Regions from separate parts of the Homo sapiens genome. Here region 2 is linked to region 1. The links are chromatin loops, found by intact Hi-C in ENCODE. Cell type or tissue: PC-3. All regions are shown on one strand. Each heading gives the region's core, and the rest is flanking DNA. Links, peaks and the distances in the headings are about the cores only. Region 1 has its middle 490 kb from the start of LINC02307. Region 2 has its middle 880 kb from the start of LINC02307.

Region 1 (11,223 bases), core at 1,352-9,351:
AATCAGAGAAAAAATTACTAATATGAAAATCAGAAAACAAATGTGACTTTTCTATTTCAATGGAAAATTTAATATTATAGTTTTCAGGCAAACACAAAAATCAAATTTCTTAATTCAATGTTGTTATAGGTAGATATTAGAGGAAAAGTTCTGAAAATATTAAGAAAATTATATGTTGTGCATGCAACTGACCTACTATTATTTTTCTACTGAATATAATGCTAACAGCCAAGTCATATATTTCTCAATAGCAGTGCTTCTAAAAATTTTATAAAGTAGCTTTGATAAAAACAGCCCAAAGAGCCATATAAGATTACTACAATATTTTTCATTTACTGTTTTTAGCTGTAACATTTTTCAGCAATAATATTAATTTCCCAAAATTTTACAAGTTTCAGAGTGTACATGTTTTGCAGCAAATTTAAATCAGGAATATTCAGATTAGTAATTTGAAGTTATATAACTTGAATGCCATCCCTATGACAGGTTGAAACATGTGATCAAAATTTAACCTAACTTTGGCATCTACTATTACATCAAAATTTGTTAACAATAGATATAACATTCAAGAAAAAGTAATCCCTATTATTTGATTATAAGTTTGTCATTTTTTATAGCAAAAGTAATTTACAGGACATCAAGACATCTTTCTCTGAAACTATATTCCTAACAACCAGTCACGGTCCCTTCACAATCTAGCTAGAGCCCATGTTCTAGATTGAGTACCTATTTGTTACTAAAACGCAAAGGATATCTTGGTGAAGTAAGCTATTGTTTGTTATCAATGTACATATTTGAACAATTTAGTTATTTTTTTCAGTTTTAACTTGTCATCTCATTGAAAACAAATCATTTTAATAGAAAATCGTGATACGGATTACCTGAGAGCCCTGCGCAGCAATTAGAACAAATATAGTAGGATTCTTAAGAGGAAAATAAGTAAATGTAAAGGCAAATTCTTATACTTTAAAATTGTATCTAGATCTCACTGTGTCTTTTTCCCACTCTACCTAACATCAGAAGGTAATGCAATCACACACTTTCTTTACTAATGTTTTTGCTTAGTCTAGTTACCCAAACACCAATGTCTGAGACAAAAGATTGTTTGTAAGAGCAGAAATGAGGGACTGGAGAAGTGATCCAGGGTAAGAGAGGAAGCTAATGTACTGGTGCATTACTGACTTAGCCACCACTGTGTATCATCAGTTCTGAATACTGCTGGGACCTGTTGAGGAGCCTTGAGAAAAGTATCTCAGAATTATGCCCCCTAGCGGTAAGAAAGGGAAACATTTATTTGTCACCCTCCCTCATAGATAAAGGATTGTTCCATCGGACATTAACATTTTGGTACTTCCTAGTTGCATGTGTGAAAGACCTGAAGTTCCTACATGAATATGAAGTTCTTACATTATAATGTCAGAGAAAAACCAGGGCAAGAAGAAAGAGGTGCGGAGTATGTGCTTAGCATGAGAAACTCTTAGGTTCTACTCACTCAAAACTAGTTGCCACATCTCTGCTAGTAATGAGATGAGGCCAAGAAGATTTGAAGCGCATTGAAAAGGTATTTTATACAGTCAGCCCTGTGCCTCGCTTAGATATGTAGATAGGTTTATGCTCTCCATTAACCCCGATCCATCTTATAGTACCCTTCAGCCTGATCCAAATTCTATGAGTTTCATAAAAGACAATTATTGTGACTAATTATAATCTCTGTTCCTACAGCTCACTCATAGTCCTTAACTGATATTTCACCATTAACTCTGTTTGTCTTCACCATGTGTTCTAGGTTTTTTGAAACTTTATTTCTTATATCAGCCTATCAAGTGTTTTTACCTGGTTATGTAACAAAATAATAGTCTCTCAAAAATCTAACTCCTCAATTTCCTTGCCCTTTTTGGGCCATGATTGCTGTAAGTACAGGACAGTAAGAGTTAGGATGAATAGACCCATCTTACATTCACTTCTTGATTCCTAGAGGAATGTTTTTCAGGATCTGGTACAACATATCAGTCATTGGCTCAACATATGTACAACATCTTGGAAAACAAAATTCCAAATCTTAGTGGTAGTCCCTGAGCTGGTATCTTAGCTAAGGCTTAATAAAGTCAATCTATGGCTCTATCAACGTAGATGTTTCTGAGTGATGAGATAGATGGGAAGACCCACAGATCCCACAGTCATGTGCATATTGTAGAATCTCCTTTATTACAAATTGAGTTCCTCGTTCCAAAGCAATGTTGTGTAGGTGCCATACTACTAAGTCAGAACTGTGTATCCCCTTATATAATGGTGCTGTCCAATAGCACTTACTACCAATAATGGGGCCTCTGTTGTCATATGTGTAGTAAGTAACAGAGCATCAATATCCTGAGGGTATACTTTCTAGGGCTACTCCCAGTACCAACCCTTTCACCAAAAGCAGAGCCTGGGACAAAGATCTATAGTTACGTAATTTACTTTGGAACACTGGAGAGTTGGAATAAGAAAAGGAAGTAAAACCAATACAAGGAGTTCTTACAGCTAAGGGTGACTCATCACATGATGCCACCAAAACATTCTGAGATGCCTAATAAAATGTACCTTAAAACTATCCACCCAGTGGAAAAACAAGAGAATTAATCCGTGGGCTCCTATCCCCCATTGATAAAGTGCTGCCTCAAGGAATGTCAACTCCCTCACACTTCTAAGTACTGTATGCATGAGGCTCAAAGAATTCCTGTAGGCTTCCCGGCTGGCTTCCTAAACTTTGTCTTCAGAGAAGCCATGGAGCAGGAAATGTGAGGTGCAGAAAATGTAAATAAGGCAAAGTGCAGTCAGGCTATCTTGTGCAAAGCTTGTTGAAGTACACAGAACCAATGCACCATGGCTGGGATACTGAGTGAGGTAGGGGCAAGAAGCTATGAAGCTGGCACAAGGGCTCTTCAGAAGCTCATTGCTCTCCAGTGGTTAAGATGGATGTAGTGAAAGTGAAGGGTCATTCTGTAGTTACTCTATCAATATGACTTTGTCTTCCCCCAAGGTGAATCAAATTGAGCCTTCAATATACCCTACATATATCCAGAATTGTATAACTATAACTTAGGAAGGCATTAACTAATGTACTACTTTAAGACAAAAATAGCATTTAGAAGACATGTCTTTAATACACAGCAATTTGGAGTTATTTTAGGTCCAATGAGAAGACTTTTTCAACTAAAAGTTAGTAGATGACCTTCCTCCAAAAATAATGTAAACTAAGTATGAAAATTGGTTCATCCTCCTTATAAATACTTTCTATCTTCTTGTAAACACCTCAAAGCTAACAACTGGGGGTTGAATGTCATGTAAGAGAAATTCATGTTGTTTAATGTTTTTGCAACACTGGTTTGATGAAATAATTGGTGGCTTTTCTTGTTGTTTTCCCTTTTACATTAAAGTTAGACACATTAAAGGTATAATAATATCTTTTTATTTCATTGGATTTTTATCATAATTATTGGGTGAAATAAGACATTAAACTAGTTAACTGATTTTTGCTGTCCCATAGGCTTATCATTTATTCTGATTTAGTAAAGACATAAGGTGGCTTTATTTCATTTATTAGAGATGGATGTTATTTACCCTTCCATGATGTACCTGGGGCACTGAGATTTGGAATAAGGTGTGCAAATTGAATTATTATCGCAATATAGTTGTCCTTCTGTACACCTTCCTAGGAATATTATAATGTATTTCCTATACTCAGTAACATTAAAACATTTTTATGTAAAAACTTCCTTTTAAGAATAATCAAAATAATATGATTGGAATGCCTACTATGTGCCGTGGACTAAACTAGATTCTGGGAGAAAAATAATAAATACAACTTGGTCCTTTGCCCTAAATGTCTAATAGAAAATTTCTATTCACTTTGTAAAACTTACCATTATCTTTACATTATAATTTCATGACACTATAGACATACACTTTTGTTTTCTCTGACACATGTTCAATTTGAGACTAGTAGGGTAGATTATCTAATTCTTAATAGTGATATTTTCTCCCAGACATATCCAACCAAACTATGCATCATTTTAACCATCCTACAGCCACATTCAAGCAAATACTATATTCTGTGCATATGTCTTTCACTTGTGCCCTTGAATCAATTGGTTTGATTTTATCCTCCCTCTTATTAAAGCAGTACAGGTTCTCATGTTTTATAGCAAGACTATCAGTGTCTTCTTTTCTTGCTCTTATCTTCTATGTTTCTTTCTAATGAACATGATGGCCAATAATTGGGGTGACCATACATCCCAGTTTTCCTGAAACACTCCTAATTTTTCCTATTGCGACAAATGAAAGCAGTCCCTTTCACTCTAAAAAAAAAGATCCAATTAGGGGATAAGTTGCATGGCCATTCTACCTACAATAATACTATGTTCATCTCGGTCACCCTATTCTTTTCAAAGTCTTTCAATGGCTAAGGCAAAAAAAAAATTTAAATAGGATCCAAAACTTTCTGTAATTTTACCAAAATCTATCCTTTAAAAACTTTATTTAACATGTTCTCCTTTTTAAACCTACCTAAATCATTTTCCAAGTTTAATAATTTTGATGGTGAACTCAAATTTCTTGTTTTCTTGCCATTTTTTCCTGATTACTTTCTTTTATATTCCCTTTGAGCCACAGTGAATACTCTTTTGTCATTCACATCCTAATTGGTAACAATCATGTTATTTTATTCTAGTAAAATTAGCTCTAATAACAGCATTTAGTTACCTTATATGTTCTTTGATTTTTGTATTTAGTTTTATTTATTATTATTATGAATTTGCTCATCTCTGAGCGCCTGGACAACCTCATATGTTCTGATAGGAGACAATATTGAGTAGTGTTTAATAACAGGGACTCTGGTGTCACAATGACCTATGCATGAATACTAGTTATTCCAGTTTGCTCTACTGCTTAAGCTACTTATTTCCCTTTATTATACAATATCTGTAAATGTGACAAAGGTAACTTATTAAATAGGGTCAGGGAACAGAGAGAAGTACTAGGAACCAAATAATGGTCGATAATACTTCAAAAATACTAACTCCCACTCGCATTTTTCTTCCACCAATACATTTTTGCAGTCTTAAAGATAAATATTACCTCTCCAAAATTTGGGAGTCAGATGTATATTATAAGCTAGGTTTTACGTGATTGAATTTACTACATTTGAAGAATGTGGGATTGGGACTGGTAGGCATAATATTTTCCCAGGCCCCAACATTTCAGTTATTAGTCTGGGTCCTGGGGAATTTCTTATCTCTCTTGAGGAAAATTACTCATTTATCCAGGGATGTTCTTTATTATCCTTGCACTGAATGTCTCCTTCACAAAAGTTATGACCCAACTTTTCCATATTCTCTGAATTTAAACTTGTTGAATCTGATCACAAGTTTCCCTCTCTCGTCCTTCCCTGTAGGCAACTTGCCATCTAGTGTTAAAAAGAAGCATTCACACAAACATTACATTGAGTGCGATAGAAACTATGAGAAAGCAATGCACAAGTGAAATGTATTAGAACTTGGGATCTTTCTTTCTCTCAAACCTAGGATAATAGCTAGAAAAATGGTATCCATAAATATTTGATGGTAAGATTAATTGACTAAATCAACTATTTCTATAATTAATTTAAATAATATATATTTTACTTTCTATCAGTTATTTCTGTTACAATATCTCAGCCATTTTAATGATGATGATGGAAGACGGGTTTATGGAGGACTCTACAACTTACAAGGCAGGATTACTATTTATCCTCCAGTTCATTAGCAGATTCTTAGTGCTTTATTTGGTTTTTTTACCAGGTTAGATAGGCTAACAGACAACAGTCTTAATAGCACCAAGTTATTGCATAGAGATTAAAAATAACCTTCTAATAAAATCTCAAAATAAATATCAAAAATACTTCAGGGAATTATTTAAGATTACCCCACTGGATGTATATAACTTTACATAATGAGCCAATTTCACTAACTCACTCTTTATTTCTATCTGCAAACAAGTTGCATACCAGTCTGTTTTTTTTTTCTGAGGCACCAAATATATATGGTAATTATATAATAAGCATCTTAAAATTTCTGTCATGTTGATGATATATTTTGGATTTCTTAACAATTTCTGAATAAAAATTGATTGGTAATAGTTCAAAAGAAATAAAGTTTCCTTACAAGAAATCAATTGAGCAGCTACAAAATTTAAGAATGTAAAATAATCTGAAAGTGTCATGTCTTTATTCATGAAACTGTCAAGAATTCTCCTTATCCCATTTTAGTTGTTTAGTTCTTTTTGTATCACTCTATATTTGCACAAAGAGATATCTATACATTTATGAAACACAATTCAAGAATGCCAAAAGAAAAAGAACCTAGCAATTTAAAAGTATCTAAAAGAAAACATTTGAAATACTATCTTTTGATCACTTTCTGTGACCAATTTTTTTAAACTGATTTGTTTCTTTGAAGTCCTTCTACACAAGCCCCTAATGAAATACTGCAAATAAAGGTAGGCAGGGAAAAATACGAAGGGGTTAGAAATGTATAAAGCAAATTTAGGAATAATATACCCATCCACATAAGCGCTTGTCATGTTATGTACATTTAGGATAAAGTTTGGTAGTTACTATCAGCCCTGGCAGGTATTTATTCAAGATATTTGGAAAGCCTATTTAAAAAAAAAAAAAAGGAATAGAGAAAGAGTCAAGAATCCAAGTCATGTAAGATTAAATGACGAAGTTCCCCAGAAACCTCTTCAACTTCCTGTGTGTGTGTTTGGAAGTCAATCATTCTCAGGGTTAGTAAGTTCAAGTCAGATCAGCAGAGGACATTAAATAGCCACCAGTCAGAAAAGCAAGTATCTAGGTAAGCATGATTGTCAGCATTCACGGCAGATAAGAGGCAGCTGTGAGACTGGCCAGAAAAAAAGCAGGAAAAGTACAGATGTAACCAGAATTTAAAATAAAACAGAAAGATGCTGCATCATCAGAGGATTAGGCACCAGGTTTACTGAGGCCATTGAGCAATAGGACTGGAAAGGGTAGGAGCAAGATACATAATAAAAGACCTCTGAGCATAGTTCTATCAGGAAGGCAGAATTCAGTGAGACAGTTTTCTGCTTCCTGCCCTGGTTTATGGTCCTAAGAGCTGTTATTCTATGACCAGAGGCAGTATATACCCAGATGAAAAGGATCAGGTGAAGTTTGAGAGGCATGTTTAAGTTTCACCTGCTTCAACTGATTTCTTGATTTATGAAATATCTACTTATTGAACAAGTTTCACATCTCTTCTCTTTGATACTGAAGTGGTCAATATAACCAAAAGGAATTTGAGCTCTTCTGCAATAATATTTTAATTACTTAACCTAATGTTTTTTTAAAAAAATACATCCTTATATTCAGATAATTAATAACTATATTTCATCCCTCAGTGCAGTACAAGGTGTGTTAGTCACTCATCAAAATTTGTGTAATCCTTCTCATCCTCCTGGGCACACAGCAAGATTACATTTCCTGCTTTCTTTCAATTTGGTGTGTCCAGGTTTCAGAGCCCTGGGCAGTAAAAAGTGAAAATTATGTGCGCTGTTTCTAGATCAAGCTTTATGAAGTGGCTATGCTTCCTTCATGTTCTCCTTCCTCCTCTTCAAACTGGATACACAAAATACTTAATTATATTGCGTATATATTCAGGGTCTTAATTGACCCGGAATTTACCCTGCTAATACAATCACCGCTAGCCGTTAAGTGAGTATTTATATTTAAATTAATTAAAATTAAATACAATTTTGATTCAGTTCCACAGTCACACTCACTACATTTCAGGTACTCAATGGTCACATACCAAGTGGCTATTACCATTATAAAACATATCATCATTGCAGAAAGTTCTACTGGATAGTGTTTTTCCTAGATGACAGTGAAGCAAAAATACAAAAACAGTCTGGATACCTGACTCACCACATAGAAAGTCACACACAAACCAGTACCATCTATTTGGGACAATTAGGTGAGTGAAAAATAAAATACCAGTTTTTGAGTCATTCCACAATTTTGGGTCTATGTTACTATAGGTGCTGGTTACCCTAACTAGTACAATCAATAGGATATTCTCACATAAATTTCCAATTAACCCAAAAGGTAGTAGTACATTGCCAGACATAAGCCTGAGTTGACATCAGGTGAGCAGGATAATATTTAATTTCCATGACAGACAAAATAAGGGTGTCGGGTAAATAGTATAAGGCCTCTCTGTGTAATATCAGCATCCAAGTAAGATGTATATCAAGTAATTTAAGGCAGTTCAGAGTTTGAATGCAATTAGAAAATAGGTTTATTTTATAACCAAGTCCATTTCCATTACACAGTACAAAAGATTCTTGTAACCAGATATGGGAAGCTGCTAGTTCATCTGCAGGCTGCTGTCTACCCAAGGACAGACAGAAATTAAGGCTGTGTAATTTCTCCAAGACAGCAAGCAATAGCAGATTTACACTCAAAAATCTAGGAAAGGTTAAGCAATAGAACGTCTAGACACTCACTGAGAATAATAAAATTAATTTGATGAAAGGGCTTAGACAAGGATCTTGATTATTTATTAGGTATCCCTATGACCTTTGTCAAGGAAGTACATTTTATGTTGACATTCTTCATTCTGTATATTAACATTATACTTTGGTCTTTGGCCAACAGCAAACACTGACTACATTGAGTAAAAATACAAAGAGACAAAGTACTCCGTGTCTCGTTTTTATTCCTACAGAAAAAAATGTTGCCCAGAAAAAGCAGTAAAGAGAATGTTGTGAGAAAATGCATCTTTTTTCCTGTACTGAAAGAAAAAATTCAATTGAAGTATAAATCTTCAGAGGATGAAAAATAACAGCTTCCATTCAGACAGAGTGAGGTTTTTTTTTTCAGAGTTTACTGCAAGGAAAGTAATAAAAAATGTGAAGAAGCTTTCATGTGATCTCATAAAACAGAAAAAAAAAATCTCTCTTGAACCACTAAGCACTGGTATTCAGGAGAGTAATTTACTCTATGAGCCTTTTACTTTAGGCCAGAAGGTACACTTGTAATAGCTGCTTAATCTTAACCTCAGGATTTTACAGCTCATGAACTTTTGTATTGACATTAATGAACAACCTAGGAAAGGTAAAATACTGATCAACAGAGACATCTTAGTTTCCATAGAAAATTAATAAGGATAGTTCTCTGGATGAGAATTTATTGTGAGTGCCTTGAGAATGAACTGCTGTAATGGTGAGTCTTGATTGATTGGGGAAAAAAGAAAACATTTTGTAGGTGATGGTGTGATAAATTACCACACTATATCATGTCATCTCTAAATTTCATTATTTCTGGTTTTTGTTTTTAACCTGTTGTTACCTAAGCAATGCATGCTGAATAAGATGGTAGATTGACAATTACAAATCAGAATCCTTGGGAATGAATTCAATTCATTAGCAAAGCAATTGTTTCTTAACAGAGATAATACTGCAAGGAAGTGTGATTAATAGCAATAAATGTATTGATAACAAGAAACAGAATTTCCTGAGAATAATACATACTCTAATAATCTCTTGTTCTTGCTATTTAACAGGAAGGGACTATCTACAATGTGTAGAATGCTAACTACTCTGCCCCTAGTCCTAATTGTCTATATGTCTGAATAAAGGTAGGATGCAGGAAACTGAATTAGCACTCTGTTTCTTAATAAACTCAGCACCAAGTAAATTGTGCACCTGTTTGGCAGGTTCAGTGGGTAGCAGAAATTGAACAGCTTTGGCTCTTTATGGGCCATATATCTTTCTACACCATGTGCCTGATAATGTCATTATATTTTTACCATGAATCTTAAAGAAACAGAATTCTTCACTGCAGCTATAAGGGTACAGCAACACTAAATGATTCATGTTACACAGCTATGGATTTAAATAGAATTCTTCCCTCTAGCCATAAGGGTGCAGTAACACTAAATGATCCATGTTACCAGGATACACTTGCTGTGGCCAGAATGGGACCAAGAGGTCATGTCCTGCCACATTGCCTTCCAGAATTCTATTGCATGAATCCCACAGCAGGATGTGCAAGTTAGACAGACGATTACTATCAGAAGCTGAGGATAAAAGTATGCAAAAGTCTGAAATGTTTTACAGGAACAAAGTAGAGCACAAGTTAGTGTTTTAGCCATTCTGTATTGTAAAATTCCATTTGGATTTCAGGAATGAAAGTCAGTGGTGGTGTTTGGTAAAATAAACATTGTTATGACATTTTATAATTTCAATATAGGCATTTTGAGATATTCAAATAAACCAACCCTCTATACTCCAACTCCTAGGGAATAATAGACCTCCATAATTGGACACCTCAGAATTTGTGTGATGGACATCATCTAATCAAAGCAGGAGACAGATTTATCAAGGAAGACAGATTTTCTCAGCCAGCATGTCGTTACTTATTTGCATAGACACCAATTGGGTCCTTGATAGTTGGAAAACAACCATTCTTAAACTAGCACTATTTTAAAAATTGGGAAAAGATTGACATATAAGGAATTGATTAGGTATCCTTCTACAATCATTCGATAAATTGGGCTCATTCCCTGAAGATTCTTATCAGAATAAGGTTTCTTGAAACCATCTGTGAGGCTTGCTTCTAGGCTTAGCTTGCTGCAGAACTGGTCATATACAAAATCTGTTTGTTCATCTTGTCTAGATAACATTTCTGTTCTATGATCTCTCCCTGAAATAATTACAACAATAGTAGTTGAATGTAAATTTGTCCATAATCAGCGCTAATCTGGCTGTACTTTGTTTCCTAAATTGAGTGATTATTAGATGCTTTTCCCCAAATTTCTACTTTCCTGAGCCACTCAAATACAGATAAATGGAAAATAGTTTGTATACACACACATGCACACACACACACACAAAAAATAATAATTTAAAAATGTAAAATACAACTTTTATTATCATTTTACTGTCATATGTGCATGAGATACAAACTTCTACACCTATTTTAAAGTCTGTTGAATATTTGGTAATATTAGGGGTTAGGTCTAAATTTCTGAAGCTCAGTCCATTGAAATATTTATGTAGCTGTCAGCTCTACATGTTTTTAACTAGAACTAAGTGGATCCTTTTGTATATGTTTTCTTAAGAAATGTTAGGTTCTATGGTGCCTCCTGAAATTTGGAAAATTAAGATTGTGTATAGGGACTGTTT
Region 2 (11,223 bases), core at 1,551-9,550, 390 kb before region 1:
AGGATGCCCTACCTCACCACTCCTATTCAACATAATTTTGGAAGTTGTGGCCAGGGCAATCAGGAAAGAGAAAGAAATAAAGGGTATTTAAATAGGAAAAGGTAAAGTCAGTCTTTGTTTGCAGATGACATGATTCTATGTCTAGAAAACCCTATCATCTCAGCCCAAAAGCTTCTAAAGCTGATAAACAACTTCAGCAAAGTCTCAGCATACAAAATCAATGTGCTAAAATTGCAAGCATTCCTATACACCAACAACTGGCAAGGAGAGAGCAAAATGATGAATGAACTCCCATTCACAATTACTACAAAAATAATAAAATACATAGAAATACAGCTAACAAGAAAGGTGAAGGACCTCTTCTAGGATAACTACACACCACTCTCAAAGAAATCAGAAGTGAAACAAACAAATGGAAAAACATTTCATGCTCATTGATAGGAAGAATCAATATCGTGAAAATGATTATACTATCCAAAGCAATTTATATATTCAATGCTATTCCCATTAAACTATCATTGACATTCTTCACAGAATTAGAAAAACCTATTTTAAAATTCATATGAAATCAAATAAGAGCCCAAATAGCCAAGACAATTCTAAGCAAAAAGAACAAAGCTGGGCCCATCATGCTGCCTGAATTTAAACTATACTAAAAGGCAACAATAACCAAAACAACATGGTACTGGTATAACAACAGATACGTAGACTAATGGAACAGAATAGAGAACTCAGAAGTAAGACTGCACAACTACAGATATTAGATCTTTGACAAACCTTACAAAAAAAAGCTATGGGGAAAAGATTCTCTATTTCATAAGCGGTGCTGGGAGAACTGGCCTGCCATATGCATAAAACTGAAAGTCAACCCCTTCCTTAAACCAAATACAAAAATTAACTCAAGATTGATTAAAGCCTTAAATGTAAAACCCCAAACTATGAAAACTCTAGAAGAAAACCTAGGCAATACCATTTAGGATATTTTCATGAGCAAGTATTTTATGACAAAAACCCAAAAAGCAATTGCAACAAAAGCAAAAATTGACACATGGAATCTAATTCAACTACAGAGCTTGTGCCCATCAAAAGAAGCTATCATCAGCGTGAACAGACAACCTATAGAATGGGAGAAAATTTTTGCAACCTATCCATCTGACAAAGGTCTAATATCCAGAGTCTACAAGGAACTTAAACCAATTTACAAGAAAAAAACAAACAACTGCATTAAGAAGTGAGCAAAGGACATGAACAGACAATTCTCAAAAAAAGGCATACATGTGGCCAACAAACAGATGAAAAAAAGCTCAACATCTCTGATCATTAGGTAAATGCAAATCAAAACTACAGTGATATACCATCTCACACCAGTCAGAATGGCTATTTCTGAAAAGTCAAAAACAACAGATTCTGGCAAGCTTTCAGAGAAAATGAAATGCTTTAACACTGTTGGTGGGAGTGTAAATTAATTCAACCATTGTGGAAGACACTGTGGCAATTCCTCAAAGACCTAAAGGCAGAAATACCATTTGACCTAGCAATACTATTATGGGCATATACTCACAGGAATATAAATAATTCTATTATAAAGATACATGCAAGTGTATATTCATGCAGTGCTATTCACAATAGCAAAGACATGGAATAAACCTAAATGCCCATAAATGATAGACTGGATATAGAAAATGTGGTACATATACATCATGGAATACTATGTGGCCATAAAAAGGAACGAGATCATGTCCTTTGCAGAGACATGGATGGAGTTGGAAGCCATTATCCTCAGCAAACTAATGCAGAAACAGATAAACACCATATGTTCTAATAATTGGGAGGTGAATGATAAAAACACATGGACGCATTGGAGGTAACAACACACACTGAGGCTTGTTGGAGTCCATGGGGGAGGGTTAGCATCAGGAAGAATAGCTAATGGATGTTGGGCTATCACCTAGGTGATAGGATGATCTGTGCAGCAAACGAATATGGCAAACATTTACCTATGTAACAAACCCGCACATCCTGCACGTGTACCCCCGAATTTAAAACAAAAGTTAAAGAAATATATAAATTATATAGACCTGTAGGTATTTTTCTGTAACCCCAATGATCAGATAAAGCAAGGACACAGTTTAAGTTCAAAAGTATAGAGCAAAAATTTGGATATTACTATATAGCACAGAAAAAATTTTCAATATTCTTGTTTCTAGTCTTCTTCCTCTCTCTACTAATAGCATTATATTGAGCAAAACCCATGCAGGAAAATTTTGAACAAACACTTCATAAAGGGAGATACTCAAATGGCCAATAAGCACATGAAAAATTTGATCAATATCATTAGTTACCAGAGATGAAAAGCTAAAACCATAATGATTTAACATTACACACAACCTGAATGATAATTTTAAAATATTGACGACACTGAATTGTGTTTGTAGAGCAACTGAAACACTCACAAACTGCTGATAGAAGCATATATCTACTTTGAAAATCAGTTTGATACCTTCTTCAAACTATGATACATGAGTTTTATTTATCAAAGATAAATAAAAACATGACCACAGAAAGCCTTAGACAAAGAATTTTCATAGTAGCTTTATTTGTAGCAAGCAAAATCTGCAAATACCCAACAATAGCTATTCATCATCAGGGAAACTGATAAACTATGACATATTTATAAAATATAATTTTACTAAGGAACAGAAAGGAAGAAACTATTGATCTGTGTAAAAATACAGATGCCAGGATTTTGCTGAGAGTCATTTTGGTGAAAAATAGAACAAAATATACTGTCTGATTCTATTTATAAGAAGCTCTGGATTAGACAATAGAAATCTATGATGATAGGAAAAATATCTGAGAGCAGGAAGTATGGAAACTTGACTGGAAGCTGCATAAGGAAACAATAAAAATTCTACATTTTGATAAGGGTGTGATTATATGGCCTTATTAATTTTTTAAAACCCACTGAACTATAGAATTATCTATGTATTTTATCATATTTATATATCAATAAGATGAATTACTGAAAAAACCCGCAAGTCAGCAGCTTAAAATATACATCATTTTTAATTAAAATAAACAAATTGAACTACTATTAGATTCGGTTTGGGCTCTAAATTGATATTAATCCTTGGAGACTTTCTTGGCCATTATTAAATTGACTAGCATGGTTGTAACTATGAATTGTGAGTCCACATTGCTTTCTCATCCCTTATAGGTGGCATCACTTCTTCATCCCTTTTAAGAGCCATCATTTCTTAAAAGGAAGTCCTCCAATAAACAGGATAAGGGAGTAGACATTCTCCATGTTCACAAATACATCAGCACAAATCCAATTTCATTAACCTTATCCTTTTCTGTATTCAGAATGTTCAAGCAATTAAATATTGAAAATATTTATAAACGATGATTTATTTGAACGATTGCAATGACAGGGTTAGTTAGACAAGCTATGAGGTGTCATTTCTATTTAAAGCCTGTCCATGATGTTATAAGATTATGTACCCATCAGTCCACCAAGTTTTCTGTAGTATAATCAACAAGTAATTTATAATATATCTTATAATTTATTTTATCAGTGTATTTTATTTTTCTCCAACTTTATATGATAATTATATCATTCCCTTAAATATTATTTTATAACTATTAAACTTACATATCACCTAAAAGGGATAGAATGTTATAGACATCAGGTTATTCGGTAATTATTAAATGTGTCAGTTTAAATGTAAGTGGTTAGTTCATAAAAACATACATATGTAGCAGTCTGATTACTGAGAGATATAATTATTATATTTTATATACGTGTAGGAAATGTTAATCCAGAAAGTGTGGTTTTTAAAATGATACCTGGGAGCCAAGAACTGGGTTTTAGATTTTGTTATATGGAAGATAAACTTAAAGATGAAAATCTGCTATATTTCAAGTGATGCATAAGGCCACTTCCAAATTGCAAATTAAAAATGGCATCAGAAAGCAACTCCCTGAAGCAAAATGATCTGAAATCCATGATAGCAAAAGTAACAGGTTTCTTCTGTCTGTCAGTAAATTCATAACAAAGGCATGGGAAGGCAAACTAATCACAGCAGAGCTAAACTACAGGATAATTTGTTCTTACAGGAACTTGATTTAACATTTTACCATTTTCCAAAGAGCATGATTCAGAATGGTCATATTTCAAGTTCTAGGAGAGTCCATGAGGTATCTTTATCTCTTAACACATACAATGATATACATTCTTTCTTTGTCATTATTATTTTTGTTTCTAGCTAGAAATATAGTGTTTGTATCTAAAAGCTTCTATCAGTCCACAACATGTAAAGTAAAACTCTTACTTTTATCTGCTCTTAAGGTATTCCTGTTGGCAGTTGTAGTTTAACGTATGTTTCTAGTTTGTACTGGGAATTTTTAATAAAACATAAAATGATATTTCATACACATAAAATACATATGTATGTATGCTGATACAAGTACACATTAATATGTATATTTCAAAATATGTGTTGATTTGTACACTGAGGAGGGACCTATTTTTGTCTCTGCATGAAAAACATAATGATGTGCTTAAGGATTGTGGAAGAGGAGACTGGAGAGGAGCGGAGGGGAGGGGAGGGGAGAGGAGAGGAGGAGAGGAGAGGAGAGGAGAGGAGATTATTTATGAAGAGCCAAGATGCCTTCCTACAGGGCAAGAACAAAAACCTCATTACCTTTCTCCTGAAATTTGCATCTATTTAAACACCTGAGGGTCAACCGCAAAGCTCAGTAGAAAAAATGAGTCCCCTGACATAAAATCAAGATATAAAGATAAAAGAAATAAAACCCACGGACTTGTTCCTAAGAGACAGGCTAACAGTTGTGACTATAAATTTATATCTACAATGTGGTTGACACTGGAATCTAGCAGAGTCAAACCTTCCTGTGAGAATTTAGACTTAAATGTCATCTAGTTTGAAATGTAAGCCCAGGTTTTGTATAAAAGATTCTAGGCTGATCCTACCACTATATGGGTGGTAGGAAGAATTTTTTTCTTAAATTTTGCACTTTGAAACACTGTAAAGGTACTAAACATTTACAGTTGGAAAAAACTCAAACTCAAAATTTGAGTTGTTTTCCAAGCTCAAAGGTGGGACTAAGAGTGACTGATTTTGTGGATAAGACTCAGAATTCAGTTGTCTTCATGAATCATGATAGGAAGGGGAAAACCAGGAGGATAGGACAACATTATAGGATAAGTGAGACTGTGAATCAAGATGTGTAATTCTAGTTAAAAACAAAAACAAACAAAACCAACACAAAACCTGCAAACAAAAAAGCAAAAAAAAATGTGACTATCTTTTGGAGTGCAAACTGGCATAGTAGGATACATAATACTGATAAATTAACAGAAGCTTCCTAAATTCCTGAAGTATATATGCAATGCATATAATCTATCTTATCCAACAGGTGGCTCCAAAGACTCATTTGACTTTTCTTGTAATGCAAAAAAATCTGAGTATGGAGCATTGTAAACTTTAATATACTTGACAACCAAGCCCTGAGTTTAATAAAGGGCATGAGATAACCAAATAAAGAAAAGCTTCCTTTCTGGAATCAGATGCTGTTACTGGAGTGTGAGTGGCAATAATAATTATCACTAGTCAGCTGAAATCACAGAAGTTTATGTTCCACAATAATGCAAAATAAAGAAGAAGTTAAAGATGAGTTTTAAAAGTTAACCTCAAAGTCACTGGAGATGAATAAGCTGTTACACTTAATTAAAAAAAAAAAAAAAAACCCTTGCCATAAAGTGCCTATGTTCCTTTAGCTACATGATATGTGTGTTAATTAATAATCAAAGTTCAGCCTGAAGGAAATTTGGTACAGTAATTTGTTAAAGTAAAAGTGAATTTGAAATGTGCTATCAATTCTAATTGAGTTATAAAAAAAAATCCCCAGGAAGAAGATTTTTTTTAAATAGTTTTAAGTTAAAACAAAAAAAACTTTCAAAAAGGAAGTAACACTGACTGGGGAATAGTTTTATGAAACATATTCTAGAACTTTAGTTTTCTAAGATATTGTGATCAACATAAAACGATGTTTTTCAGGAAAATCATTATCAGTTAATGGCAGATAATGGCATAATGTAGGCTAAAATCAGGTGAAGAGTGATAGCATCAGGATTTACTCATCTGAACGGTTTCTCTTTCCCTCAAGGGTCAGATAAATTGGACTAACTTCTGAAACACAGTATTATCTGAAATGCTATCAGCAGTTACCTTTGTATAGATAATTCAACTGCATAAGAATTATTTTGTACTTATACTGTGTTCAGGATTATCTCAAGTGATATAATGAGGAGTAAAAAAAGTATACAATTTTGTCCATTCAAGAAGATTATATTCTTCTTGAGAAAAAGCAGCGTGCAAATATAAAGCCAGTAGCTAATGATAGAAAAATATGTCATGTTTCTAAATTGTTGGTTCAAATTGTTAGAGTAGGTTACAGTATTTGCTGCTCTCATTGTCAATAAGTAAGACAGACGTTGGTCTGAAAAAATGGAAATTATTCAAATGCTAGAAGAGTAGGGCATATGAGAAATAGTGGATAAAAACATTCATCACAAAGAAGAAAATGAATAAATTATGTAAAATAATTCCCCTGGCCTGATGAACTTCTTTCACTGGGAAAAATGAGAATGCACTTTTGAAAGGGAATTTTTTAAATTCTTTAAAAGCCAATTTCAGCAGCTTCTCCAATAGAGTAGCTTCTGAAAAAGTACATGGCCATAAAATAGGAGTAATTTAGGTATTTTCAACCTGTCTGGATATTACTTTAAAGCTAAAGATTCTGTATAGCTAGGTACCCTAATGAACCTTGTAATAATGAACCTATTCCTCTTTCTGTGCAATCCCTTCCCACATCAAATAGGGTTGACCTATATAACAAATAGAGCATTGCAAAAATGACAATGTGTGATTCTGAGACCAGGTAATCCAAGGCATTGTGGCTACTTTATGCTCTAAGGAATCACTCTCTGTGGGATATCATGAGGATACTCAAGCAGTCTTTTGGAAAGGCCCGTGTAATGTGAAAATGTCACTGTGTGTCAAGAGCCAGCAAGGAACTGGGCCTTCCTCTTAGCTATTTGTGAAAACCTTCTAGAGAATGGTTCTACAGTCTAGTCCAGACCTCAATTGACTGCAGCTCCAGTTGACATCTGTGCTACATCCTTATGAAAGAACCTGAGATAGAATCACCCAGCTAAGTCATTTCCAAGTACCGTACCCTCAGAAATTATGAAATAGTAAATGTGTAATTGTTTAAGTTGCTAGTTGTGGGTAATTTGTTATGCAGCAGTAGATAACAAATACAAAAGCCTTACTCTTAAGTAGTAGTGGTAAATGAATGCAAAAAGAAAATAAGAAACTTCCAACACTCTATGTTTAGTCTACTAAATATTCTAAATGCTTTCTGACAATCAAATAATTTTTCCTTATTAAAATATTGATTCTAAAGCCTGATGAATTTAGACATGTGAATACACATGTTAATTATACATCTTCTCTAATTAATACAAATATTTCCCCTGTATAGGTTCAATTAGGAGATTAAATATGGAGTTATTAAGAATTATCTATCATCAAAATTAAAGATGTCAATGAGCCATTATCAGTATGATCAGCATATTCCAAGAGCATCTGAGCGAGTCGTTTATACTATTTTGACTAAGTTAAACTTTGTTGATCTTAGGTAAATGATAACCTGATGTTCTAAAAATCTCTAATACTGAACTAGCTTCATTGTTACCTTTGGAAAAATATGACTCTTCTTTATTTTGAGACAGAGTAATGTGCTGCTTGAGCAGGTGTTGAATTCTGGAGGGGATGAAAATATGCTTAACTCAGAAATTATTTTACTTATTAAAATTCCCTTTCACTGACATTTATTGTAGTTTTGTCAGAATAACTTCAGTGCTGACAAGTTTTAAATAGCATGGAATCTGCTATTAGAGGATTTGGAAATTCTGAATAGAAAATTAAAACATTGCAAGTTTTACCAGGAGTTTTCATGTTTTACTTCAAAGTCTTATTCGTTTAATCAACCTGATTCTCACTTGTGAGGGAGTTGAGCTGCTTTCAATTTTACATTAGTTTTGATTATGTGCTTTCAAGCAGAAGGATGATAAGAAGAGCAATAAAATAATCTTCCTCAAGTTGTGAAAGAATGGCCATTCTTCTTGGCCTGCACAGGAAAGAACACATCTCCCTAGGATGGATTAAGAGAGCTTTCAGCACCTTTTTTGCTAGGTCACAGCTTCTCACATTCTATATCAAAATAGGTTTCATTGTTTTGTTTTTTTTTTTTAGTAACTTCAGTCATATTCTTCTAGGTTATTTCACTTCTTTTCATAAGAGAAATTGAAAGTATCTAATATTTAAGAATCCATAATAGTCTGCCTTCCAAATGAAAGAGTGAACTTAATGGTGAGAACTCATCCCATCTTTATCTAATCTGAAGCACCAAGAGGTTCTCAAAAACATGCCTGGTTGCATAAGAGTGCATAAATTTAACAATTGGTGCTCAAGTATAAATGGAAATATTTGGGCCTGTAACTATTTAGAGTCATGAAAATAATTGGTCTATGTGTGTTTAACATACTTTTAAATAAGACATGTATGCAAGTGGATGATGGCATACATGTAACTCCTTTGGAATTTCCTATACATTTCAAAATGTTCATTCAATTTATGTATGTAACATGGATAAATGCACATAAAAGAATGTAGATGTAATACAAATGTTTCTAATTGCTTTTATATAGATTTAAGGAATGAAAGCAATATTAAATTAATTATCAATAAAGTATATTCAAATTTTCTTTTTAAAACTGTCTTAGATTTTATAAGAATCAATTGATTTGGCTGTGAGAAAAATATAAATCCCATAGGCATGCATAAAGTGGTGATTTTAGAAAAATAGCTAAGTGAATCAAGTCATTGTCTTACTTATATATGACAAGGAGAGAAGAACTTCAAAAAGAAACTGTAAATTGTACTGGAATACAACAGAATTTAATCAGAGATGAAAAAATGTAAATCATATTATCGTTACAAATTATAAACCAGTATATACTTTGTTACATCCTTGCTCAGTTTTTTTTATTTCAGTAAAACTTTCATGAAATTGTAATTTAATGTAATTGCATTCTACAATAACTAGAAAATGTGTGCAAGTTTTAAAGTTTTGTTGTATACTGGGTATATTTATGTGTATTCTTCAACAACAAATTCAGAGACTGCAATCAATAGAACTGAAATATAGGCTCACCTCAGCTCCACAAAATGAACAAGAGTACCATCTAATTGGCTATAGTTGAACAAGTAGGAGAACATGAGAAAGTGTTACAAGTGATATACTCTGTAAACAACTAATCACAGGGGCTAGTGAATGGTTTTATTTGTTACACCTATACTAAATGATGGGATGAAATGTTACATTACCTATATAGTTCAATCAGTTCACAGACATATTTAGAAAATAAATTTTTATATGTTAAATATTTTACCTAGTTGAAAAGGTGAGGGATGACGATACTGAGCTTTTAAATAGAAACAAAGTCAGTCACTATCAAAAGACAATTTCATCCCATAAAGCTAATTGCCAGAAAACCAAATACCACATGTTCTTACTTATAAGTCATAGCTAAACAATTAGCACATGAAATAAAGATGGAAATAATAGACCCTGGGGACTCCAAAATGGGGGAGACTAGAAGTAAGGTGGGAGTTGAAAAATTACCTAACAGATAACAGTGTTCACTATTTGGGTAAAGGATACACTAGAAACCCAATCCCCACAAGTACATAATATACCTATATAACAAACATGTACATATACCCCCTGAATCTAAAATAAAATAAAAATAAATTTAAAAAAACAAACAGGCTTACACTTGCCTTTTAGAGGTGTATATGTAAACTGGCATAATACAAACTGATGGAGAAAGAAACATTGTAATAACAAATTCACAATGTTTGCCTACAAAGGCCTTTCTTTGTTAAACTCTCATTCACTGAAACAAAACAATTTATAATGCATTTTTTATTGTTATCATTTTATTATTATTTAAATGGATGTATGTATTGTAGAAAGTTACCAAAAAAAAAAAAAAAACCCAAAACCTTGCTTATTTAACTTAAGGTTCTCTAACTTTCCACATCAATACATTTTCACTTACGATGCATTTTTAAGAAAGTATGCTTACATTTGCCTTTTATTGCTAGATATCTCTATTAGCCTATTACAGCCCAATGGAGAAAGAAAAATGTTCTAATGACGTCTAAAATTTCACTGAGAAGGCTGTTATGCTGTCAAATGCTTCCATTCATTAAAAAAAAAAAACAGCTTATGAGCCTGTAAGAAAGCAAATTTACATTTACCTTTCATTACTGGATTTGTCTGTTGGCCTATTAGCACCTAAAGAAAAAAGAAACATGTCCTAGTATGATATTCTCAATGTTTGTCTAAAGGAAAGAAAGAAAAAGAGAAAGAGAGAGGAGAAAGAAAGAGAAGGAGAGACAGAGAGAGACAGGAAGGAAGGAAGGAAGGAAGGAAGGAAGGAAGGAAGGAAGGAAGGAAGGAAGGGAGGGAGGGAGGGAAGAAAGAAAAGAAAAGAAAAGAAAGAAAGAAAGAGAAAGAAAGAAAGAAAGAAAGAAAGAAAGAAAGAAAGAAAGAAAGAAAGAAAGAAAGAAAGGAAGGAAGGAAGGAAGGAAGGAAGGAAGGAAGGAAGGAGGGAGGGAGGGAAAGAAGGGAGGGAGGGAGCGGGGGAAAGAAAGAGGCGGGAGGGAGGGAGGGAGGAAGGAAGGAAGGAAGGAGGGAAGGAAGGAAGAGTGCTGGGTGCGGTTGCTCACGTCTGTAATCCCAGCACTTTGGGAGGCCGAGGCGGGCAGATCACGAGGTCTGGAGTTCGAGACCAGTCTGACCAACATGTGAGAGCTCGTCTCTACTAAAAATAGAAAAATTTTTTAGCTGGGCATGGTGGCGTGCATCTTTAATCCCAGCTACTCAGGAGGCTGAGGCAGGAGAATTGCTTGAACCTGGGAGGTGTAGGTTTTAGTGAGCTGAGTTCATGCCACTGCACTCCAGCCTGAGTGACAGAGCAAGACTCTGTCAAAAAGAAAGAGAGAAAGAGAGAGAGAAAGGGAGAGAGGGAGGAAGGAAGGAAGGAAGGAAAAGGAAGGGAAG

The links. A loop is a pair of places that touch in the nucleus more often than their neighbours do. Peaks named below come from ENCODE experiments on the same cell type or tissue, not always from the same donor. Only the 100,000 strongest peaks of a DNase experiment are listed, where the experiment ranks them.
Region 2: it touches region 1 in a loop (7-fold over the local background); 5 of 110 quality-filtered maps call a loop at or near these places.

What each region holds. Positions count from the first base shown.
Region 1 is chr14:43,893,468-43,904,690 of GRCh38, forward strand. No RefSeq gene overlaps it. Among named protein-coding and RNA genes, the nearest start is that of LINC02307, 490 kb to the right of the region's middle. In PC-3, for the core only: a CTCF peak has its summit at 5,427; no DNase peak of the experiment used is centred there.
Region 2 is chr14:43,498,270-43,509,492 of GRCh38, forward strand. No RefSeq gene overlaps it. Among named protein-coding and RNA genes, the nearest start is that of LINC02307, 880 kb to the right of the region's middle. In PC-3, for the core only: a CTCF peak has its summit at 5,450 (motif pointing right); no DNase peak of the experiment used is centred there; H3K27ac peaks cover 364 bases.